2 separate regions of the Homo sapiens genome follow, and region 2 is linked to region 1. The links are chromatin loops, found by intact Hi-C in ENCODE. Cell type or tissue: IMR-90. All regions are shown on one strand. Links, peaks and the distances in the headings refer to the core of each region. The heading gives the core; the rest is flanking DNA. Region 1 holds the start of TRV-TAC1-2 (tRNA-Val (anticodon TAC) 1-2). Region 2 holds the start of PHKA2-AS1 (PHKA2 antisense RNA 1).

Region 1 (10,371 bases), core at 5,365-7,864:
GCCTGCCAGCATGTAAGACGTCCCTTTGCTCCTCCTTCATCCTCCGCCATGATTGTGAGGCCTCCTCAGCCACTGGAACTGTGAGTCCACTAAACCTCTTTCCTTTATAAATTGCCCAGTCTGGGGTTTGTCTTTATTAGCAGCGTGAGAACAGATTAATACACCTACCCTACCAGAAGCGGCCATTCCCATAACTGTCAGCCTCATCCCCACTTACTGGGGACTGAGAACAACCAAAACTTTCAGGCATCCGAGCCAGGGCACCACCGTTAGCCACTGTGCCAACGCTCATCCATTTGAGACACAGATCATTAGGACTCTTTCCATTGCAAGTGTCAGTAAGCCCATTCCAGCTGGCTTAAGCAAAGCTAGGAATGGTTTCCTCAAATAACTGAAGAGTCAATGGTATATGCATGACTGGGGCCGGGGCGTAAGTCATGGCACCCAGCTGCTCTATTGCTCAGCTGGGATCCCTTGGTGTCCGCTCCATCCTCAGGTCTCCAGCAGGTCGTGGACGTCTTTCATGCTTCATGGTCATTCACTAACTTCTGAACCTCCTCCCTATGTCTTGGTAATTCCTCCTGTTTGACTCCTAACTCGCCAAAGTAGAAACAAGAAATTTGCTTTTCCAGCCTCTTTGATAGCAAGAGCACAGGCAGGTAAACTCAGCTCTGCCAGCGACTTCAATCCAGAAGAGGGCAACCTGAAGACGTGGAGGGCTCCCAAAGGCCATCTACTGCCAAGGTTAGTGGCAGAGGTGTCCAGTTTCCAGAGACAGCAGTGGTCAAGATTCTGGGCTCCAACACTGGTGTGACTTACTAAATATGTACTCAGAGGAGGCAGCAGTGCGCACCTGCGCTGGTGCAGTCCCTCAGTGAGATTTGGACATCATTCCTGGCTTTGGAGTCACCGAGGCCTTCTTGGAGATCCTGTGAGCCATCTGGTGTCCTTTAATAAACTCCTTTTCCTCTTAAACTTGTGGGAGTGTTGAAGCCGCTTAGGTGGTGTTATGCTTTCGTAACAACCCCAAACGTTAGTGGCTTACAATGATAAAGGTTTGTTTTGCACTCCAGTTCCGCGGACAGTGCAGATGGGCTGCAGTTATGTAACATGGAGCCTTCCCTCTGAAACTCAGGCCAACCTGTCTATGGGGCATTGCTGTTCTTCTTGCAGCAAAGGGGAAGGACAGAAGCAGCCACCACACTGGCTCTTACACTTTTGCTTGGAAGTGATACTCATCACTTCTGCTCACATTCAACTGGGCAAAGCAAAGCCACCTGGGCAAGTCTATCGGGGGACCATGGTGTCAAAATCCTACATGGGGAAGAAAAGTGAATATTTTGAACAAGAGGATTCTGTTGTATGCAACCAAGAGCCCTAATATAACGCAATAGTAAGATGGCAGCAGAAGTGCCAGCCTCTACATCATCTCACGTTCAAGTCCAGGGTGAATTAGGAAACGTCTCTGCTCAAGAAGTCAAGCAAAAATCCAGGATTAGCTCTTACTGGAACTCATTGCCCTGGCTTGAGTCACCCTCAACACTGACACATTGTTTTCAAGACATATTCACTGAGCACTTACTATATGCTGGAAACTATTTAGACTCTGCGTAATACAACAGAGAATGAAGCCAAATCCATGCCCTCATGGATCTTTCATTCCAGTCGAGGATGGTGGGGACAATCAACAAAATAAATTAGTAAATATGTAGAAATTTAGTGCTGCAGGCCAGGCGCAGTGACTCACGCCTGTAATCCCAGCACTTTGGGAGGCCAAGGTGGGCGGATCACGAGGTCAAGAGATCAAGACCATCCTGGCCAACATGGTGAAATCCCATCTCTATTACCATTTGACCCAGCCATCCCATTACTGGGTATATACCCAAAGGATTACAAATCATGCTGCTATAAAGACACATGCACACGTATGTTTATTGTGGCACTATTCACAATAGCAAAGACTTGGAACCAACCCAAATGTCCAACAACGATAGACTGGATTAAGAAAATGTGGCACATATACACCATAGAATACTATGCAGCCATAAAAAATGATGAGTTCATGTCCTTTGTAGGGACATGGATGAAACTGGAAACCATCATTCTCAGCAAACTATCGCAAGGACAAAAAACCAAACACTGCATGTTTTCACTCATAAGTGGGAATTGAACAATGAGAACACATGGACACAGGAAGGGGAACATCACACACCGGGAACTCTTGTGGGGTGGGGGGAGGGGGAGGGATAGCATTAGGAGATATACCCAATGCTAAACGACGAGTTAATGGGTGCATCACACCAACATGGCACACGTATACATATGTAACAAACCTGCACGTTGTGCACATGTACCCTGAAACTTAAAGTATAATAATAATAAAATTTAAAAATATTTATATATATAAATTAGCTGGGCGTGGTGGCAGGTGCCTATAGTCCCAGCTACTCGGGATGCTGAGGCAGGAGAATCATTTGAACCCAGGAGGCGGAGGTTGCAGTGAACCGAGATCACGCCATTGCACTCCAGCCTGGGCGACAGAGCGAGATGCCGTATCAAAAAAAAAAAAAAAAAGAGAAGAAATTTAGTGCTGCAGAGAAAAATAAGCAGGAAAGGGGGGCAGTGAGTCTCTAGCATGAATGGAAAAGAATAATAGCAATTTTCAGTAGACAGTCAGGAAAGGCCTCACTGAGAAGATATCTGGGTATGACCCGAGCAAGGTGAGAGAACAAGCAACAGCGTGATCTAAGGAAAAACTATTCGAGGCTGAGAGCAGCAGCAGCAGCAGCAGCAGCAGCAAAGGCCCCGAGGCAGGAGAGGCCTAGTGTAACTGAAGGGCAGCAAGCAGGCCGGTGTGGCTGGAGTGCAGTCAAAGCAAAGGCAAAGTTATAGGATTTTTTTTTTTTTTTTTTTTGAGGACAGGGTCTTGCTCTGTGACCCAGGCTGGGGTGTAATGGCACAGTCACGGCTCACTGCAACCTCCGCCTCCCAGGCTCAAGCGATCCTCCCATCTTAGCCTCCCAAGTAGCTGGGATTACACGTGCATGCCACCATACCTGGCTAATTTTTGTATATTTAGTAGAGACGGGATTTCATCATGCTGGCCAGACTGGTCTCAAACTCCTGGCCTCAAGTGTCTGCCCACCTTGGCCTCCAAAGTGCTGGGATTACAAGCATGATCAACTGTGCTTGGCCAGTAAGAGGATTTATAACCAGAGAGGCACAAGCCTTGTAGGCCACTGTAAGGCTTCAGCTTTTCTAGTTGAGGTAGGGAGCCATTGAAGGGTTTTGCACAGAATGATGAGAGCTAATCTGAATCTTGAAAGGACCACTCTGGCTACTGTGTGGAGAATAGTCTGTAGGGGGGAAAGGGCAGAAGCTGAAAGGCCAAGATCTGAGGCTACTGGCTATGATCCAGGCAAAATGTGATAGTGGCTTTGATTAGAGTGTAGCTGGGGAGATGACAGAAAGCTAGCATAGATAGATCTTGCAGGTGGTGCCAATAAGCTTTGCTAGTAAGATTACACTGGGGGTGTAAGAAAAAGAAGAATCAAGTATGATTCTTAGTTTTAGGCCTAAATAGCTGGAAAGATGAAGCTGCCATTATCTGCGATAAAGAAAACAGAGGCCAGGCACGGTGGCTCACGCCTGTAATCCCAACACTTTGAGAGACCGAGGTGGGTGAATCACTTGAGGCCAGGAGTTTAAGAACAGCCTGGCCAAAACAGCAAAAGCCCATCTCTACTAAAAATACAGAAAAAAATCAGCCGGATGTGGTGGCGCACGCCTGTGATCCCAAGTACTCGGGAGGCTGAGGCACGAGAATTGTTTGAACCCAGGAGGTGGAGGTTGCAGTGAGCTAAGATGGCGCTGCTGCACTCCAGCCTGGGTGACAGAGCAAAACTGTCTCCAAAAAAGAAAAACAGATCAAGAGAGAAGCGGATTTAGGGGCAGAGATCAGAAGCGTGGACACAGACATGTGAGATGCCTAACCTAACAGACATCTAAATGGAGATGTTGAACATGTAGGTCTGGAGTTTGAGAGAAAAGTCTAGACTAGAGATACACACTGGAATCTTCTAGGTTCTCAAGGGTATTGAAAGCCATTAGATTGAATGAGGTCGCTGGGGTGGTGAGAACAAATAGAGAAGTCCAAGCACCGAGACCTCTGAGGTACGGCTGTGTTTAAAGGTCAAAGAGATGAGGCTCCAGCAAAAGTGACCAAAAAGGAGTATGCAGTGAGAGGAAATAAACATCGCGAGAGGTCCGCATCCTAAAAGCCGAGGGGAAGGTACCTCAAAACAGAGTGATGGGTTGTTTTCAATGCTGCTAGTAGATCAAATCTGATGAAAAGGAAGAGCTATTCTGTGTAGCAATGTGGAAATCACTGGATCAGAGGAATTTTGGTGGAGTGCTGGAACAAGTCCCAGTGGGGGGACAGAACTGGAGAGAGCACCAGACCAATCTAAGAACTGTATTATAAAGGAGAGCAGAGACATGGAAGTGGCACAGGTGGAAGTGGAATTAAGAGCTTTTTTCCTGTTTTTTTGCTTTTGTTTTCGTTTTTGAGACGGGGTCTCACTCTGTCGCCCAGGCTGGAGTGCAGTGATGCGATCTCAGCTTGTTGCAGCCTCGACCTCCCCAGGCTCAAGGGATCCTCCCTGCCTCAGTCCTCCAGAGTAACTGGGACTACAGGTGTGCGCCACCATGCCTGGCTAAGTTTTTTGTATTTTTTTATAGAGATGGGGTTTTGCCATGTTGGCCAGCCTGGTCTTGAACTCCTGAGCTCAAGCAATCCGCCCGCCTCAGCTTCCCGAAGTGCTGGGATTATAAGCGTGAGCCATCGCACCCGGCTTTTTTTTTTTTTTTTTTTTTGCCAGGTTCTCACTCTGTCACCCAGGCTGGAGTGCAGCGGTGCAATCATGGCTCACGACAGCCTCGACCTCCTGAGCTCAAGGGATTCTGCCCGCCTCACTCCCCCAGAGTAGCTGGCACCACAGGATGTTTGGCAGCGCCCCGGCCTCTCCCTCCTGGGTGCCTATAGTACCCCTCTCCCAGTCATAACCAACAAAAGCGTCTCCAGATATTGCCAAAGAACTCCCAAGATTTTGTCCCCCAGGGGACATTTTGGGTCATCACAACTGGGTGGTGGGGGAGGATGTGTGCTACACGCATCCAGTGAATAGAGGCCAGGGATGCTGCAAAACATCCTACAATACACGGGACAGCCTCCTACGACAGAGTTAGCCAGTCCCAACCCATCCTGATCCAGAGGAAGAGCACGAGAGCAGACGGTGGCTGGCAGGGGACTTCCAGAAGTTCTCTTCTGATTGCTTCCATTTTTTCACCGCAATAGGAAGCTAGATCATCAGCTGTAACCGAGATTAGGGTTGGGGGTACAGGAGGTTTACGGAGATAAGACATGAAACCGTCCTTAGAAGTGGACACGTATTCTGGACTGCAGAAAGGGTTCACTTGAGCTAAGCAGTCATGAATTTAGTGTGAAACCAGTCAGCTTGGATGTGTTCTTCTTGGGCCATGTTCAGGGGCAGGGTAGGGAGACAGTCAGATGTAAGAGATTGTGGTTTTACCAACAAGCACAAGGAAGAAATGAAAGGGCAAACAAGCAAGTGATAAAAATGACCACAGAATTTGAGCTGGGTGGGGCCGGGCGCGGTGGCTTACGCCTGCAATCCCAACACTTCAGGAGGCCGAGGTGGGCGGATCACTTGAGGCCAGGAGTTTGAGATCAACCTGGCCAACATGGTGAAACCCCATTTCTACTAAAAATACAAAAAGTAGGCCAGGTATGGTGGGGGGGCGCCTGTAATCCCAGCTACTTGGGTGGCTGAGGCAGGAGAATTGCTCGAACGGGAGGCAGAGGTTGCAGTGAGCTGAGATCGTGCCACTGCACTCCGGCCTGGGCAACAGAGCGAGACTCCGTCTTAAAAAAAAAAAAAAAAAAAAAGATTGTGATGACACCTTGCGAGGGGCGGCGGGGAGAACAGAACACAGTTTCCCTCCTGGAATGGAGAAAAGGAACAAGAGTTTTTCACCAAAGGCAGATACCTGTGTCGCATGCAACAGAGGGACACCAGCTTCTTTTCTGCACAGAGGTTAAGCATGCAACAGAGGGACACCAGCTTCTTTTCTGCACAGAGGTTAAGTGTGGGAACTTGGCAAACATACCTTTATACCCAGGGGCAGACAGAAAAATCGGGATGTGGGGGGCTGGAGAGCAAAGCATTTCCTAGAGACACCATCCAAAACACAACCAGTGGGTGTAACTTTAGGGCCAGTTCCTGGCAGTCTTGTTTTCGACCGCTAGGGGTTTGGAAACAGGTGGGATACACTTATTATCAGGCTTCCCAGGAGTCCTGAGGCTCACTGACTAGTGGGAAACGTGGAGCTCTCAGGAACGTATCCTCCGGCCGGTGGCTGGCCACTCTGGTCATCTCGTGGCCCACAATCTAGGCATCAAGCGCTCGAGAGGCCTCTGAAAACGTCTCACCAAAAAAGCAGACTAGAAGGGGGCCCCATGATGAATATGACAGGGAGCTAACTGAGGACATCGGGAAACGGGTACTAGAAAAACCCACGCCACTAGCTGGCCTGCCTCTACTTCTGGGCGGGGGGCGGGGGTGTGTGTGTGGGGGGGATTACATGGCAGATAACTGCCTCCGTTTTCCTACGTGGAAGATGGGCATAACATTGAGACCCAGAGGTGAAAGGGGACGTGTTTAGTCCAACCCTTGTATTTACAAAGGAGGAGACTGAGACCAGAGGTGAACTGACTAGCTCGAGCACCCAGCTCATGAATGGCCAAATCAAGACGAACATCCAGATCCCCACCTTAGTGTTCCCTGCACCCACCTGGTTTCTTCCAGAGGCCTTCCCAGGAAGACAGGAGTTGGCTGAAGGGAGTTCCTGCCACAAAATCAGTATCACTTATCAACCTACCGACCTCAGCAGAAGATCCAGAGAAAAGGACAGCTGCTGCCTGCAGACCAAGTTCACCTGGGCGCTTAAAGATGCCCCCCCCCCCCCGCCCAAATGATTGCAGGTGGGTTTTCAAGCTTGAGAATGGTGAGCAATCCTAGGGTGGTGACGAAGATCCACCTGGAAGCCCTGAAGAAGGCAAATGACACTGACGATGAAAAACAAGAATCACCCTTTGTGATGGAGGGTCCCAGCCCGTTACCCAGACTACAGTCCTGCAAGCAAGTCAGGGACCCCGCACCAGGTTGAATACTCTGCTGTTACCGTGTGAAATTCTCAAAAACTTAACAAGGGGCCTGGCATCTTCATTTTGCACTGGGCCCCTCAATCACGTGGCCAGGGCCGCTGCCACCCTGGAAGCCATAGACGGGTGGCCCCGTCTACACGTCTTCGTCCCCCAACCCCTGCAGCCCTAGACTAAGGAGACCTAACGGAAGCCCTGGCATTTGCACCCCCTAGGCCTGTCCTCGGGAGGGGAAGAAGGCTGCGGGAAGGGGCAGGGGAGCGGGTAGAGGTCCACACCCTCGGGCAAAGGGCCCGCTAACCAGCGGCCCGTCCTCCTTGCTCCGGAGGCGAAGCCTTCCACGCCGCCGCAAGCGGCGACGTCCTGACTTCCGACCGGCAAGTGGGCCGGGTGGCCGAGGCTCAGTTTGCCGGTTGGGAAAATGGGAAGGCGCGGGGCCCTCGCGGGCGGAGGAAGCTGCCGGGGGCGCAAAGCCCGAGCAGGGTGCACTTCCGGCCGCCGGGCCGCCCCGCCGGCGCCTCGATTGAGGGAAAGTTTGGGGACAGATGATAGCAGGGAGGTGCTCTCGGCCGGGGTTCCGGCCTCGCCCTGGTCCCAGGGGCCGCGACTGTGGCGGGCAGGGAAGACAAGCCGCCCAAACGCCGGAGCCCGAGACTCGAAGCCGCCGCAAACTCCTCGCCTCGGGGGCGGGGTCACGGTGGAGAGGCGGGGCTCCGGCGGAGGGACCGGAACTGCTGTGAGTCTATGAATAAAGTCCCAACAATATTCTTCCTCGTAGAGGTTCCATAGTGTAGTGGTTATCACGTCTGCTTTACACGCAGAAGGTCCTGGGTTCGAGCCCCAGTGGAACCATAGCCGTAAGGCGGCTGTTTTTGCTTTTATAGGGTTTCGTTGTTTGGGTTAAAAAAAAAAAAGGGTTTGGGTTAAACAAACAAAAAAAACCAAAAAGCGACAACGAAGTGTTTTTCTTTGTCCTTTTTTTCTTTTTAATTTTTTGGCATGTTTTTCTCGCAGAAGTGAAATGACAGATACCCTCTCCTATCCCACAAGGTCACTGCCGCCATAGTCCGACATGAGAAGTAGTGGAGGGCAGGGGCCGGGCGAAGTCCTAGACCCGATCCGGCGCCCCCGATCCGGCCGGGCCCTACCCCACCTCTCCTCCCAGTACGCCTCGGAAAATCGGGCGCTCGGGGAATGCACCTGGCTGCCCTTTGCCTGCAAGCCAGCAAGGGCCGGCCACCCAACCTCCAACTAAAATGTGGCAGGCAATACAGCAGCGCTTTGACTGCAGGTGAATTATTAAAGGTCGGTCATGATTATGACTCTGATTAAAAGTTCTATTTTTCATTAAACTCTGATGTGCAGAGCACGAAAAAAAAAAAACCCCACAGTCCCTTTTAATGCAGCAGTAGAATTTGTGGAATAGAGTTCATACACAGTATAAAATAAATGTCAGGCTTGTAGACATTCAATAAATACTGGTTGAATGAGCAAACGTTTCTCTAGTTTCTTTCTGTTCCTCTTTACTATTTCATTACAGTTTCCTTTGGGGAGTTTATTATTTGTTTAAATATTGGCTTTTTTATCTTTGACAAGAGGAATGAGGGTGTGGGCCATGGTGAGATGGTGGTAGCAAAAAATATAAAATGGGAAGGGGCACTCAGTATTTTTCTCTGCATTTTCAACCTAGTTATGCATCCTTAACAGTGTAGAAATTTGCGTCTTTTTCTAACTTGAGTGTAACTCTTTCCCTGTTATTACAATCACTTCATCAACTTTATTCTTTTTTTTTTTTTTGGAGGCGGAGTCTCACTCTGTCGCCCAGGCTGGAGTGCAGTGTCGTGATCTCAGCTCACTGCAACCTCTGCCTCCCGGGTTCACACCATTCTCCTGCCTCAGCCTCCCGAGTAGCTGGGACTACAGGCGCCTGCCACCTCGCCCGGCTAATTTTTTGTATTTTTAGTTGAGACGGGGTTTCACCGTGTTAGCCAGGATGGTCTCGATCTCCTGACCTCGTGATCCGCCCGCCTCGGCCTCCCAAAGTGCTAGGATTACAGGCTTGAGCCACCGTGCCCGGCCTTTTTTAAAACCACCTTAACCATTTTTTTTTTTTTTTGAGACAGAGTCTGGCTCTGTCACCCAGGCTGGAGTGCAGTGGTACAATCTCGGCTCACTGAAACCTCGGCCTCCTGGGTTCAAGCGATTCTCCTGCCTCAGCCTCCCGAGTAGCTGAGATTATAGGTGCACGCCACCACGCCCGACTAATTTTTGTATTTTTGGTAGAGACGAGGTTTCGCCATGTTGCCCAGGCTGGTCTCGAACTCCTGACCTCAAGTGATCTGCCTGCCTTGGCCTCCCAAAGTGCTGGGATTACAGGTGTGAGCCACCACCTCCAGCCCACCATAATCATTTTTAAGTGTACAGTTCAGTAGTGTTAAGTATATTCACATTGTTGTGAAACAGATCTCGGGAACTTTTTCATCTTGCAAAACTCAACTCTATACCTATTAAACAACTCCCCTTTTCCTCCCATCAACTTTATTCTGAATGGTGATGTAAAAATAATAGCTAATTATGTCTAGCACTGTGCTAAGTATTTTATACATATGATCTCTTGTAAGCCTCAAAATAACTCTCGAAAGTAGGCATTATTATCATCATCTTACAGATGAGAAAGTTTAGGCGCAGAGATATTAATAACTTGCCCTGAGGTCACAATGTAACAAGTGCTAGTGCTGCGATTTGGCACCCAGTCTGGGTTGGCAGTCTGTGCTCTTAAACCTACCAGGCTGCACTCATCTCTTGATTTACTTAACCAGCCCCCTAACCTTGGCCATTTAGATTGTTTCCAATTTGTTGTTGTTAAAAGTAACACAGCAATGCACAGCTTTGTGTTAACTGTCCTCCCACCACCACCAAATTTAGCATTTTCCTGAGTGAATAGGTGTGCACATGATGCCTAGTTGCTTTCAAAGAGGGGAATCCATGACATTTTCATACAATTCGAGAATGTTAGTGCTTATGTGGCAGGAAATTGTTCAAGGTCACCCCCTAAAAAATGATGGCGAAGAAAGGACGAAAACCTGAGACTTCTGGTTGTAGTTCTCTCCCTCCATTGCTTCCCTTAC
Region 2 (15,436 bases), core at 2,839-5,338, 210 kb before region 1:
CCATCCACAAAAAATGCAAAAGGCCAGGACTAAGCATGGGGGCGTGACGTGAACTCCCGCTCCTCCTCTGGTCAAGGGCTTCATGCTTAGAGGAAACCAGATAAGCCCTATTGCAACCCCACCTGGAGTGGAGTGGGGGAGGATGAGGAGGAGGGGGAGACCCTACCTTCCACAGGCCCAGGGACTCGAGGGGTGGGGCTCCATTAGGAGATCAGTCGGGGCATGGTGAAGGGGAGGAGAGGTTGTCAAGGCTCAGCTGCCTGGACAGAGAGGATGGAAATACTCCCTGTGTGAAAAAAGAAAAGGAAAAGACCCCAGATCAGGAGGCAGGAAATGCAGTTTGGCAGAGTTGGTTGATGCCACTTACTTCTGGACAAGAAGACTGGAGGCTTGGCCACCCTTGATGGAAATTGCAGCAGAACCATCTCTCTATTCTGTTGATTCCCGCACCAGGCTGGCAAATAGCTTTTGTCTTTTCTGCTTCCTTGTTGCAAAAGGGTACAAAAGCCTCCCACCCACCCCACCCCCAATCGCCCTTTGTGCCATTATCTTTCAAGGTGACTTAGCTTTTGAAGTCCCTGCCATCTGCTCTGCAGGCCTGTACTTTGCAGGATGTGAGAGCACCGCGTTCCCAGAATGCCTTCTGTTCTACCCGACGTGGCTACTGATAGCTCTGCCTGTGAGGGGAAAAGAAAGCTGCGCTGTGGCCCCCTTAAAGCCCAGTCCCTGCTGTCTCCCTCAAAAAGCCACTTAGGAAAGCCACGGCCTTGAGGTACCAAGAGAGTTCTTTGAGAAATGAGAGTGGAAACTGTGAGAGAGGCTGCTCTGCAGTCGAGTGCTGGGCACGTCTGACGATGCCTGGGAGAGGAAAAAATTCCATCAAAAAACTACCATGGTTTTCTTTAGAGGAACATATGTGCACTTTTGGCAAAACATGCCTTCTCAGGAGAGCTGGAATAGTTGGAACCAATGAACTCTGAAGTCATGTGATTCGTCCCTCTGTCTTCGTGCAGTCCTTAAACTATTCTGAAAAATGCATGAATCCAACACGAATCCTAGCATTTCTGCCATGCCCACTGAGGGCCAGGCAGGCATACAGCCTGGTTGGGGGGTGGGAGGGTGAAAAGTATCTCTTTTTGTGCTTGAAGGCCCCTGAGGAAGCCCCTAGGCTCCCGTGGTGAGTGTTCCCTGCGCTGGCCTAGCAGGGTGTTGGTGTCTTGAGCCCGAATCCTGTGCAGCATTGGCCCAACCCTTGCAGGTGGCCGCCACCCCTTTCCCCTGCAGCTGGCATAGCCAAGGTGCCAGGCTCTGCAAAGGGTAAGCTGCATCTGAATTGGGCACGAGGGGATGGTTGTGCCTTCCACATCTCCTTTTGTGAAAGATCTTCCCAGATGCAAACCCAGGATGGACTTGCCAAAGAGAAATCCCAGTAACTGGCTCTAATCTCTGTGCCACCAGCTGCCATTGTCTCGAAGTTCATTTGCAAACAACAGAAACCAACTGTGGCTGGGTTAAGTGGGAAGTTTATTAAACAATATTGGATAGGTCACATGGTCACCAGGCTAAGCGGCTCCCTAGCCAGGACCAAGATCCCATGTCATTCTCCAGTACTCCCAGGTTCATACCCCAGGACTTACACCACAGACACCCCCAATGCTGGGCACTGTCACTGGGACCACTGCCTCTGCTCTTTTGGAAACTAAATGTAGAGGCTTCTACTTGTCACCAAAAGGGATTTTAAACAGCCACTAGCTGCCACTTCAAGGTCTCAGGCAAGCATACTGCCTCGGCTGAGGGAGAGGTTAGAAAAAACAGCATCCAGCCAGGCGTAGTGGCTTGTGCCTGTAATCCTGGCGCTTTGGGAGGCCTAGGCAGGAGGTCTCGAGCCCAGGAGCTAGAGACCAGCCTAGGCAACAATGTGAAACCCTCCCTACAAAAAATAAAATCAGCAAGGCACAGTGGTATACACCTGTTTTCCCAGCTACTCAAGAGGCTGAGGTGGGAGGATCACTTAAGCCTGGGAAGTCAAGGCTGCAGTGAACCGTGATTGCACCACTGCACTCCAGCCTGGGTGACAGAACAAGACCCTGTCTCAAAGAAAAGAAAAAAGCCGCATCTTGAGAATTCTGCCTTCCAAAGTGGAGGTCCCCACTTCATAACATGGGGATCCCCTGAACACAGGAAGGAGGTTCAAATGCCAAACATCTGAAACTCAGTGTCCGCTCCAGCTGGAATGCTTGCTTTTCTTTCCTCTGCCCATAAAAGAAGGACCTGTGCCCTCGCCAGGGTCTGCCCTGGAGAGCTGACGCAAGAGGCACATTTGCCCCTGAGGAAGGCTGTGTGTCAGGAGTGAAGAGGGGCGTGCAGGCAACCCCTCCTCACCCCAGGTGCATGGAAGCCATCCTGGTACCCACCTCTGGGATGGAGGTAGGACAATTAATTACATGTTCTGTCTTTGGGTAGAAATGCTACTGAGCCATAGGGGCTGGATCACCACTGCTGCCCAGTATGGCCCACCAGACCACCTTCCACCATCCTGCAAAGCCCTGCAGAATTGCCAGTGCGCCCTGCAGTTTTTGTGACCACCAGCCCAGTCCCATTCGATTTTCATAGCCCTTGAGTGACAGCCCATCTGGGACAAGACTCAAATGATTGTCACATCTTTTCTTCTAACTCTTTAGCCAGCTGGGGGATTTAAAAATAATGAATTGGAACCGTTCGTGGTATAAGCCTCTCTCTTGACAGTGTGAATAATTTCCTCCAGCTGTCACCAGGGATCGTTTGAGTTCCTGTAAGTACTGGAGTCTCTCCTGGGCTCAAGAGAGGCACAGCCATCTAGGCCAGGCGGCCCTCTCTGCCTCTCCCCAACCTCCCCTCCTTCTGGAAGTGCAGGCAACAGCTCCCTGCTCCCCTTTCCCTCATTAGCCACAAGAGATCTGGAGCGAAAGTGGCCCAGCAGGCTGGGAGAAGGTTTTGAGAGGGCATTGCACCCACCGCGGCTGACGCAGCTCTTCACGCCAGAAGATGAAGCAGCCGTTCTTAGTGGCTCCTTGCACTGCCGCCTGAATCTCACCAGAAAGGATTCTGGGCTTTCCATCGCCTAAAGCAGAGAGCTCCCTAGTGCTAGGGTGGTGACTGCCGCCCCGCCCTGCCCCCGCAGGATGTGTACCTTTGTCCCAGCTTGGTGGAGACTGTGCATCGACGGTGCTGTCAGCACACGTCCACGTGGCTGGATCTGGGCTTGGCTGGCTGAGGCACAAAGGGCTCCATGCCTAGTAGGGCAAAGAGTCAAAAATAAGTCTGCGGTGCAAGAGGGGTCAAGATGGAGCCCGGGTCGGGGAGCTCACTGTCAGCACAGGGTTAGCAGAGGCTCCGCAGAGTGACCAGAGCCGGGACTAGGGGGTGTGGAGCGGCAGAAAACGCGGGGACAGGTGGGCACAGGCCAGGCAGCCTGGGAACTGCCGGCACTCGGTGGAGGGGATGCAGGGGGCTTCCTGGGCTTGGCTGGGGGTGGAGGGGCCTTAGCAAAGCCACTGTCTTCGGCCCCTGAATGGCAGGCACTACCCCTCCACCAGCCCCAGTCCCACTTGCTCAGCTATGCTGGGGGAAGAGGGTAGAGGCTCAAGATGGGTTGGGGCAGGAGGTGGGGATTTGACCCTCCCAACCCTCGCCTGGGTCTCACGGGCTCCTCATAGGTGAAGGCTGAGTAAAACACTCAGTCCTCCAGAAAGTGCAGGGCCACAGCGCCGGAGTTGCTCAAGAATGCGACCCAGCAGGATCGGACTAGTCCTTTAAATGTCAAAGCAGCCGGCTGGGTGGGGACAGCACAGCTGGGTGAGGCCAAGGCCATCTCTGAGTCTCCTGCAGCTCAGCCGAGGGAGGAAGTGAGACTGACCCCTCCTCCTCCCCGCCCCGGAAAATGAACAAGGAGTGATGATTTTCGCAGCATATCGGGGGCAGAACGAAGCAGAGGAACGGGTGGGGAGGCCTGGGAGCACAGAGGGCCTGTCCTCTGGGATGACTGGAGAAGATCTCAGTGGGCAAGATGTGATCAGCGACCTGAAGGAAGTGAGGGCCTGAGCCTCACTTTAGCTGGAGGAGACGGTGCCGGGCAGCAAGGAACCGCCAGTGCGAACGTGGGAGGCAGTACTGCACCCAACACGTCTGCAGGGGGCGGGAGTGGAGCCACCAAGGAGTCCAGACTTTGGCTTTTGTCCCAAGTCACTGGGAAGAATGACAAGTATTGCCAACCCTGCCCAGAGAGATCTGCTTTAAAGGTTAGGGGGCAGTGGAGCCATGGCAGAGGCAGAGGGGAGAAGCAGTTCATTTCACCGCAGGTCTGGAGGGACATGTGTGAGAGGCGGAGCCAGGAAGGGAGCCAGTGCCGAGGCCATGTGACTTCCTTCCACCTATTTTGAGGAGCTGACAGCCTTCGGGAGCAGCCCCTGCTTTGCTGCTATTTAGGGGAGATAATCTAGTAACTGGAAAATGGGGGTGATGAAATGACAGAAGAGGGAGAGAGAAGCGATGCCTGTTCCCTTCCTCAGCTCCCTCCGCTGTCTCAGGCCTGAAACCCTACGTGGTCCCTACACCACGTTCAAGCCGACATGCACGTACAAAGCCATATACCTGCATCTGCTGGCGCCACCTTCCTCGGGGGATGGGGTGGGCAAAGGAAACAGTGGCCGGGACTCTATCCCCAGGGCACCCTCCTCCGCCCTGCCTTCTCCTGCTCTCACCTTACCTCTCCCCTGACGTCCCTAAGCGTCCACTGCCCTTCATATTGGGGCTTTAGAAAGCAACAGTGACAGACTTTGGGGCTGAGGCCTGGAAAGGTTCTAAAGGCTCCACACCGCAAGTTGTTCAGAGGCTGCTTCCTCTGCACTTTAAATAGATGTGCTATGCTGACTTTGACACATTTCTTTTTTAAACTTAAAAAAAGCACAATCGGAAAAAAAGCAAGAAAGAAATGTAGTGAGTCATCCACTAGCGGGAGGGAGGGGTACTGTGCTGGGAGGTGGGGACCAGTGGAACATTCCAGGAGGCTGGCCAGGGAGTACGTACCCCAGCCGGTGGGGAGAGGGAATATAGGAGGGGATAGTTGAGGCCAAGAGGATTGGCTCCAAGGAATCCCTGGAATCAGCTACTTTGTCCTCTGGGGGTCTTCTACCTGTAAACCTCAGGCGTCTTGGAAACTAGAGGAGAGTAAAGACTTGAGCTGTGGCTCCAGCTGAGGGACACATTCCACAGGTGCTGAAGAGCACGTGATCATCATCTATGCCTGCTTAGTTAGGGCTGCTGTTAGCACCTGGATTTTACAGATGAGGAAACTGAGACTCAAGAGGGCTTGTGAATTTCAGAAATTCACACATGTCAGTGGCAGATCAGAAAGAAGCCCATTTCCGGCCTCCATGTTTACCTAGATCTAGGCAAAGAACCTTGCTTTAGTCTCTAACAAATTTACCTCAGAAGAGAGACTCATTTGTTCAGTTTATTCAAGGTTTGGATAGTAGATATGAAGAGAAATATTGAAGGGGAAGGGAATTCTCAGCTTAGCATACAGGGGTTAGGAAGCTAAATTCAGCCCAGGGTGATAGAAGTCACGCTTGCAACTGGGTGGTGCAGCAAGGCTGGGGATGCAGCACCGTGGACAGTGGCAAGTCTCTTAGCTCCTCCGAGTCCGCTGGCTGTCCCAGCTAGGAAGCAAGGACACCAGGTCCCCCCCCTGCCTCTCTCAAAGAGTCCATTTCAAGGTCAGGAGAAATGTGGCTCATGCTTTGGAGCCCACAAAGCCCTTAAGTAGCCTCTGCTGTGATGTGGGCACAGCCACCCTAGGGACTGTTCCCAGATGGTAGCCTTTGGCAAAATTGTGACACAGGCAGCATTGGGTTTAAGGTCTCAACACCTTGCTTTGGCTACCTCCCGGGCCCCTGTCACCACCAGGAGCTCAGGGGTCAGATGGGCCAGAATTTTGACCCCCATGCTGCTGCTTAGAGCTGGACACCCTTTGATTAGACACAATCTCTTGGTACCTCAGTTTCTTCCTCTGTGAAATGGGATGGTGATTATATAAACCATCTTCATGTGGTGGTTCTAGAGATTAACAAGCTAATGGACATAACAGTAACAATACCGTGTATGTAATGAGGTCATGATCACGTTTGTACACCCCTGGCACTGGCACAGTCTCAGCAGACAGAGGCTGCTGCCACTCCCCCACCCCACGGTGGCGCTGGCCTAGGTCTGCAGGCTCCAGATCATCCCGGAGGGCCCAGGGTGTGTCTGAAGGTAAGCATTGGATCAGACAGGTGACATTTGAGCTGCGTGGCCATGGATAGCAAGTCACTCTCTGAGCCTCATTTCCTCATTGGTCAAATGGGGATGACGATGCTCATGGTGGAAGATTCTGGAGGACTGTTAAGAATAAGCTAGGGGGATACATCCATTTTAAACAGAGCAAGAGAGAGTTCTGTGAGGACTCCAGCCTGGCACACCTGGGAGGAGCCCAGTTCAACGTCAAGGGTGTTGAAATCAGCGCCGCCCCGAGCAGGGCTCTGCTATACGGACCAAGGACAGAGCAGAGCAGACAGAGGCAGGAGGTGGCACTTTGAGGAGAGAAGCGAAGAGCATAAAGGCCCTGTCTTCATCCTTCACCTATCTCTGGATTCCTTCTTCCTCTTGACACTTGCCGCCCAAGGGCCTGGGGTTGCAAAGGGGTGCGGAGCCTCCTGCCCTCACTTGGGAGAAGCCTGTCTGCCCTTAGAAGAAGGGAGAGAGCCGGGGATGGGGGATGCCCCTAGGGGAGGCTGAGGAGCAGGGCTTGCCTTTTGTCTGACCCACTCGGGACCCACCAGGGCAGGCAACCAGGGAGGGCTTGGGTCCAGGGAGCTGGCAATAAGTGGTGCCACTTCGCTGGAGGTGTCACTGCTACACAGCAGCCTGAGACTGCAAGAGCTGCCTGGCACGCTGGGTGGTTCAGAGCGTGGCACTGGGGCTGGCACTGGTCTGTCTGGGCCACATCCAGGGCCACCACCTCTGTACTTGGGCTTAGTGAGAGCACTTGTACCTCGCATGGCTGTCACAAGATTGAGTGTGACATATTTTTAAAGTGCTTGGATACTACTTGGCACATAGTAAGTGCTAAATAAATGTTTGTGTAATAAAAAAAAGATAGTGGGGATAAAGCTGCTGGAACAGAGCAAATATTCAATGAATTCCTCTGAGAAAGCCTCCGAATCCCTTTTCTCCCATGCTGTCCTCTCGACAGCCAGCCTCCCGCTACCTGGGAGACACTCAGGTGCTGAAGTGTTCCAGGAAAGAAGCCACAGGGTGCGGGTCACTCCCAGTTCTCCCTGGAATGTTTGCATTTCACAAGTCACATGCAAGTTTCGGTGAAAGCTCTGACTTGTGGAATTCTCAGCCCCTGAGCTGGCCAGTGTGATGGGGAAAGGGTCCTTAACTCCCAACTGTCATCTTCTCTGCCTATGTGCAGGCCGCACTGCCTGGGATCTGCGTTCTGATAACCTGTCTCCTCCCAGGACTCTAAAAGGCAGGAATGGCTGGGTGCAGTGGCTCGTGACTGTAATCCCAGCACTTTGGGAGGCCAAGATGAGGTGGGAGGATCGCTTAAGCCCCGGAGTTCCAGACTAGCCTTGGCAACATAAGGAGACCCTATCTCTACAAAAAATGAAAAAAAAAAAAAAAAAAACCCCACCTGGGCATGATGGCAGACACCTGCAATCCCAGTTACTCAGGAGGCTGAGCTGGGAGGATCACTTGAGCCCAGAGGCAGAGGCTGCAGTGAGCCATGATCATGCTACTGCACTCCAGCCTGGGCGACAGAGCGAGACTCCATCTCAAAAAAATTAAATTAAAATAGCAGGCAGGATCACACAAGAGGACAAATTCCTCAGTAATCTCTCAGGATACTTTCAGCTGTCCATCACAGCTACCCAGCCTGTCAGTGGCTCAAACAATAAAGACATTTCTCACCCTATGTAAGACAACGACTGCAGCTGGGAGGTTGCAGAGTTGGTTCAGTGGCTCAACAATGCCACGAAGGACCCATGCTCTTCCTGTCTTTCTTCTCCATCAACTTCAGAGTGGCGCTTTCTTTTCTCATGGTTACAAGATGGCTGCCACAGCTCCAAGCATCACATCCTTAAAGGACAACATCCCAACCAAGGAGGGAGAGTCAGGGCTTTCTTCTTTAGCTTTTGGCTTCTCTCTCTCTTGCTCCAGTCTTTTTCTCACTCCCTCGCTCCCTCTCCACCCCTCTCTCCCCCTATCAACCCATTCCAGGTAGGGAAGTCTCTCCTAGAAGCCCTCTGGCAGACTTTTCCTTAATTCGAAATGCCCAGGACTGAGTCATATGCCTGTTTAACACTAATCACTGGCAAGCGCAATAAGGATTAACAGGATGGATTTCTAAGTCTGGAACCATCGTGGGCCTTGCAAGGTTGGTGGGGCACCTTTGGAGACCTCACTTGTCAAATATCTGCAACAAACTCGGGGTCCTGTTAGTGGGGAAGAAGGGAGATGGCTGCTGGGCAACCTTGAGTCTGCCAGGAGCACTTAGCCTCCTGGGTCATGGTCATGGCCTCTTTCTATGCTTCCTGAAGTTTCTTATGCCTTGTCCAGGGCCCCTTGCATCAGTCCTGGGCTGGGAGAAGGCAGGCTAGGGGACCTGGCAGCACGGGCAGGTCTAAGGTCCAACAAAAATATCCCCACAAAGAAGCCGGAGGTTGCACTCTGAGGGATGGGGCTCACGCAATCCTCCCACCTCGGCCTCCCAAAGTGCTACAATTATAGGCTTAAGCCACTGAGTCCAGCCCTTGGTAAGATTTTTGATTGTCTTCAAAGAGTAATCAAAACCAAAGCAAAAGAGCAAATATACATATTTATATATAATATTTATTATATATATCATATATGATATGATATATGATATATGATATCATATCATATATCATGTATATCATCTATATGATATACATATCATATATATCATATATCATATATATGATCTATATGATCTATATCATCTATATGATCTATATCATATATATGATCTATATGATCTATATCATATATATGATCTATATGATCTATATCATATATATGATCTATATGATCTATATCATATATATGATCTATATGATCTATATCATATATATGATCTATATGATCTATATCATATATATGATCTATATGATCTATATCATATATATGATCTATATGATCTATAGATCATACAAATATATGATCTATATGATCTATAGATCATACAAATATATGATCTGTAGATCATACAAATATATGATCTGTAGATCATATATATATATGATCTGTAGATCATATATATATATATATATTTTTTTTCTTCCAGACAGAGTCTCACTCTGTCGCCCAGGCTGGAGTGCAGTGGCGCAATCTCGGCTCACTGCCACCTCCACCTCCTGGGTTCCAGCGATTCTCCTGACTCAGCCTCCCGAGTAGCTGGGATTACAAGTGCCCGCCACCATGACCAGCTAATTTTTGTATTTTTAGTAGAGACGGGGTTTCGCCATGTTGGCCAGGCTTGTCTCAAACTCCTGACCTCTTGATCCGCTCACCTTGGCCTCCCAAAGTGCTGGGAATTACAGGCGTGAGCCACCACCCCCGGCTGCAAATATATTAATAATTACCCAGAATGAAAAGTCTAGATAAAATCAGCATGATAGAATTTGAGGTGAGGGAGTAGACACTCTGGGATGTGAAATATGCAAATGTTCTTTTCGAATATAAGGGGTGAGAAAGAGATCAATTCAAAAACAAGATGAGAGGCTGGGCGTGGTGTCTCACGCCTGTAATCCCAGCACTTTGGGAGGCCGAGGCGGATGGATCACCTGAGGTCAGGAGTTTGAGACCAGCCTGGCTAACATGGTGAAACCCCGTCTCTACTAAAAGTACAAAAATTAGCCGGGTGTAGTGGAGGGCGCCTGTAATCCCAGCTACTGGGGAGGCTGAGGCAAGAGAATCACTCGAACCTGAGAGGAGGAGGTTGCAGTGAGCCGAGATTGCGCCACTGTACTCCAACCTGAGTGACAGAACAAGACTCTGTCTCAAAAAAAGACAAGAAACATAGAAACACAGAATTTCCATCCTGAAGCCAGGACGGAGTGCCTGTGTATCTGTTTGTCACCCAGACAAAACGTGACAAACTAAAATAAGTCTGTAATGCAAAGCAGTGTATATCGTATGCTCTGCAACAGGAAGGACCAGGTAGGAGAAGCCACCATACACATGAACATGTTCAAAACCAGCTACCTAGATCGATGGTGACAATAATGTCAAGAGACCAGACCCCTGTTAAATGACAAATGTTGACAGATTGGGTTTACATGGTTCATGTAGAAAGATATATGCTCTTTGTAGGCATATGGATACAGAAGGTTGCAAAGAAAAGGACAAAAAAAGACATGCCAGGCAAATGCTATCAGAAAGAGGGCTGGTCCCCCTGTGTCACTGTTGGGTAAAATAGACTTCAGGACCAAAAGTGGTATTAAGGACGAGAAACGGGATAACATGATGATAAAAGATGAAATTTGCCAAGAAGACATTTCCATTTTAAACATTTCTTTATCCAATAAACAACTTCAAAATAAATGCAGGAAACATTAACAAAAGTACAAGGACAAGATGACTTCATCATCTTGGTGGGAGGCTCCGAGACATCTTTTTTTACTACTGGTAGGTCAAGCTGACCAAAATATCATCAAGGACATAGAAGATCTCAGTGACACAGTTAACAACCTTGAGCTGACAGACATGAGGACAGGTCTGCTCAACAATTTGCGAATACATATTGGGATTCTTCACGCACACTTGGAGTATTAAAATTTCAATTATTTACTAAGCCTTAAAGAAAGATGCAGGGCTGGGCGAGGTGGCTCACACCTGTAATCCCAGCACTTTGGGAGGCTGAGGCAGGTGGATCGCCTGAGCTCAGGAGTTTGAGACCAGCCTGGGCAACATAATGAGACCCCATCTCTACAAAAAAGTTAACAAATAAAAATTAGCCAGGTGTGGTGGTACACACCTGTAGTGCCAGCTACTTGAGACTCTGAGGTGGGAGGATAGCTTGAGCCTGGGAGGTTGAGGCCGCAATGAGCCGTGATTTGCGCCACTGCATTCCAGCTTGGGTGACAGAGTGAGGCACTGACTCAAAAATAAGTAAATAAATAAATAAGAGGTTGACCGGAAGAAAAAACAGGCATGGAGTTTGCAGTGATCATTATCACTTTCCCCCCCCAAATCCAGAAGAACTACAGAGCGGACACCTTTGTCCTGGGGCCTCTGCTGAACTATTTCTGCAGGTCTGTTCCTTGGCTTCCCCCAAGGGCATCCCCGCGGTTGGTGCCTCTCCTGCGTGGGGAAGACACATGGAGGGGATGCTGCTGCTGCTGTGGGCATGAGGCTTAGAGGCTGCCAGGGCCAGCATTTCATTCTCACGGGGACCCCGCAGCACCTTGGGATTATGCCTCGACCCTCCCCGAGACAAAACTGACAGAAGAGGAATTCACAGGTGGCAGGATTCGCCTGAAGGCCAAAGGACTGGGGGCACAGCCACAGAGAGCTGGTGAAATGTCATTCAGGGGTCTCTCAAAGTCAAGGCCCACTCTAATAGCTGCCAGCCACCCCCTAGGCCAGGCTGAGGTCACAAGGAGTTGGCTGCGTCTTGCTCCTCTGACAGGGTAGAGAGTGAGGGGGTAACAGGCAGTGAGGGGACAGTTGGTGGGGACCACACAGTCTAGTCCACTTCCTGGGAGGGATATAGAGGTGGGAGCAGGAACCCCCAAAAGAGCCCAGACACCAGCCTGGGTGGAAACTGAAGGGCACACAGGGTGCCAGCCCAACCTAATGAGACCTAGACAAGAGGGGTGGAGGTCACCCAAAGGCCACAGGTGTCACTGGGTGAGCAGTAGTATTCGGTGGTTAAGAGCTCTGATCCTGGTACCAGAGTCTAGGCTTCCATCCCTGCTCCTTCCCCAGTGTGCTGGGTGGCCTTGGGCAGGTCACATAATCATTCTGGGCTCCAGTTTCCTCAGTCAGTGCATTGAACACGTATTTACTGAGCACCTACTACATGCCAGGCACTGATTTAGACACGTGGGAGAATCCATGAACAAAACAGTGATTCCTCCCATCTCAGAGCCTAAGTTCAGGCAGAGACAGACGATAAGCAACGACCTTAACAAATCGGGATGTTATGCAGCCAATTCCACAGTGAGGCCGGCTCAGGCCTCAAAGAAAGATTGGAGTGAGGGAGTCAGGCAGCAGTATTAAATAGGCTTGTCAAGAAGAAAAGATCTGAGCAAAGACTGGAAAGGGCTGAGAGAAAGGGCTGCATGGCCATTGGGGGAGAGCACTCATAGCAGAGGCAGAGTGGGCCCAGATGTGGTGGCACACGCCTGTGGTCCCAACTACTCAAGAGGCTGAGGAGGGAGGATCACTTGAGCCCAGGAGGTGGAGGCTGCAGTGAGCTGGGATGAAGCCACTGCACTCCAGCCTGGGCGACAGATGGGACAGTGCCTCCATGAGTACTAATGGGCACTCCTGGTCTCAAAGAGTGCCCCACCCTGTCAGGGCCCTGGACCTTGGTGACCTTTGGCTTCCTGACCCAGAGCCTCCCCAGGATCCAAGTGTCTCCTCGGACTTGGATGTCCTGTCTCTTTAAAAAAGTGGCTCATGCCTGTAATCCCAGCACTTTGGGAGGCCGAGGCAGGCGGATCACCTGAGGTCAGGAGTTCAAGACCAGCCTGGCCAACATGGCGAAACCCTGTCTCTACTAAAAATACAAAAAATTAGCTGGGTGTGGTGGCGCACGCCTGTAATCCCAGCCACTCGGGAAGCTGAGGCAGGAAAAGCCCTTGAACCCCGGAGATGGAGGTTGTAGTGAGCCAAAATTGCACCACTGCACTCCAGCCTAGGTGACCGAGCGAGACTCTGCCTTAAAAAAAAAAAAAAAAATGGAGGAGGAAGTCCTGCCTCCACACGAATGCACCTGGAGGGCATTATGCTAAGTGAAATAAGCCAGACACAGACAAATATCACGTGATCCTTCTTCTATGTGGAATCTAAAGTCCAGCTCACAGTAATAGGGAATAGAAGGTGGTTACCAGGGGAACAAGTCCACACAGTGCTGCGTGCATGGAGCGCAGTTGCTGAGGGGTCTGTACTGTACAAGCCAAAGGAATGAGAAAAGCTTGGTGTTCATTGCTGGGAATGAATGAGTGTCTCCAAATCCAAGGAGACACTGGGATCCTGAATAGGCTCTGGGTCGGGATGTCAAAGGCCACCAAGCTCCAGAGCCTTGCCAAGGTGGGTCACTCTTCATGACCGGGAGTGCCCATGAGCACACGTGGAGGCACTGCCTCATCTGCCACAACACCTAGCGGCTCTCTCCGATGTCTCATTGATGACCTGTGAGCTGTTTCCTCCCACATGGACCCTGGGAAAGCAAAGAATCACAAGCAGCAACGCCCTGGAAGGACCAAGGAAGACACAGCCATTGCGGTACTTCCAAGTGGGACCCTGCCTGTTCTCCCTCCTCAGGGACCTCCCATCCCTCCTAGTGGTGCTGGGCTCTACAACCTCTGCCACTAGCTCCACTCAGAGGACCCTCTCTCCATCAGAAAGTGGCGGCAGCTGTGTCCAGGTCACCAACCCCCAAACTCTGGCTCCTCGCAGTGTCTGTTCAGAATCCCAAATCTCTCAGCAGTCATTTAAGCTCTGCAGTTTTTCCGAACACTTTCAGAAGTTAGAGAACAACTTCTTCCCTTTGGCCATTAAAATGTAAGCAATTGACCTGGCACCGTGGCTCATGCCTGCAATCCCAGCAATCTGGGAAGCTGAGGCAGGAAGATCACGTGAGCCCAGGAGTTTGAGACCAGCTTGAGCAACATAGTGAGACCTCATCTCTACCAAAAATTTAAGAATTAGTTGGGTGTGGTGGCACGCACCCTTAGTCCCAGCTGCTCAGGAGGCTGAGGCAAGAGGATGGTGTGAACCCAGGAGTTTGAGACCAGTCTGGGCAACATGGCAAGACTCTGTCTTTAAAAAAAAAAAAAAACAAAAGTAACTGTACTGTGAGTGGCAAAACAGTTAAACTTCAAATATCAAAATTCAACTTCCTTCAAGTGATCTTCTCTTTAGGTGTCTGACAATGTTCTTTGGAAATTCAGGTTGAAATACAGTGACTTCTAGGGCAAAGAAAACAAGCAGAACATCCATTCCCCATATCCTAGGCACACTCATCCCTCACATGCCATTTGTTCCTCACGCCACCTCTCTGAGAGAAGGCATATCACCCCCTTCTGTGGACAGGGAAACTGAGGCTTAGAGATATTCAGAAGCTGGTCTGGATTCTAGCGCCTGTATAGAAGTGGCAGAGATGGGGCCGGGTGCAGTAGCTCACACCTGTAAACCCAGCACTTTGGGAGGCCGAGGCAGGCAGATCACTTGAGGTCAGGAGTTCGAGACCAGCCTGGCCAACATAGTAAAACCCCATCTCTACTAAAAACACAAAAATTAAGTGGGCATGATGGCACGTGCCTGTAGTCCCAGCTACTCAGGAGGCTGAGGCAGGAGAATCTCTTGAACTCGGGGAGGTGGAGATTGCAATGAGCAGAGAGTGCATCACTGCACTCCAGCCTGGCCAACAGAGAAGACTGTCGGGAAAGGGAAAGGGAAGGAAAAGGGAAGAGAAGGAAAAGGGAAGGGAAGGGAGAGAAGGAGAAAGAAGTGGCAGAGCTGCAATTCAAAGCCAAGCCTTGCCCTTTAAAACTATACACCTTCTTCCAGGGTTGGAGGCCAAAGGATTCCTCCTTTCCACCACTCCTCCTGGAGGAACATGTGTCGGTACCCAAAAGCATGCCTGCAAGGTGGAGAGACAGGGAGAGGTTCGCGTGGCACCCAGACGAGCCCCCTAATTCATGTCATTTTTCTGCATTGAGTCCTGATGATTTATTTCCCCAAGCACAGCCCAACTGAGGCTGAACCTCCTGGGCCCACGTGACCTCCTCAGCCTGGCTCCGGGAGGAGGTAGCTGAGCCGCATCTTCCCATCTGCTAGGTGTCAGGTTTTGCAGGACACCAGGCCTGAAGCTGTCCCTGGCCGTCCTCTCCCAGTCGCCCCACCCCACACCATTTCCCAGCTTCCCAGGAGGCGACAGATCCCTTGTCTGTTCCCCAGCAACGCACCCCGACCCCAAGTCTCTCCTGCCCCCAAGCAGATCCCATTCTCAGAGCACAAGGCATCCTTGGCCTTCAGCGCTGAATGCTCACAAGCTTATGTGATCAGTGTGCACACCAGCACCAGCAGCGTGCCAGGGCCAGGCATGTTGTACAAGTGAAATGCCAAGAGTGTGCTCCAGGGAGCAGCCTGGAAGGAAGCA

What was found. Peaks named below come from ENCODE experiments on the same cell type or tissue, not always from the same donor. Only the 100,000 strongest peaks of a DNase experiment are listed, where the experiment ranks them.
Region 2: it touches region 1 in a loop (5-fold over the local background); 57 of 110 quality-filtered maps call a loop at or near these places.

What each region holds. Positions count from the first base shown.
Region 1 is chrX:18,672,633-18,683,003 of GRCh38, reverse strand. TRV-TAC1-2 (tRNA-Val (anticodon TAC) 1-2) reads left to right here and starts at 8,023; the gene lies at 8,023-8,095. It also overlaps a transcript of PPEF1 not described here. RefSeq lists a silencer at 7,912-8,098. In IMR-90, for the core only: a CTCF peak has its summit at 6,316; no DNase peak of the experiment used is centred there; H3K4me3 peaks cover 552 bases; H3K27ac peaks cover 472 bases.
Region 2 is chrX:18,875,359-18,890,794 of GRCh38, reverse strand. PHKA2-AS1 (PHKA2 antisense RNA 1) reads right to left here and starts at 499. Exons shown (of 3, transcript NR_029379.1): 1 at 167-499. RefSeq lists an enhancer at 3,890-4,099. In IMR-90, for the core only: a CTCF peak has its summit at 4,188 (motif pointing right); no DNase peak of the experiment used is centred there; H3K4me3 peaks cover 533 bases; H3K27ac peaks cover 166 bases.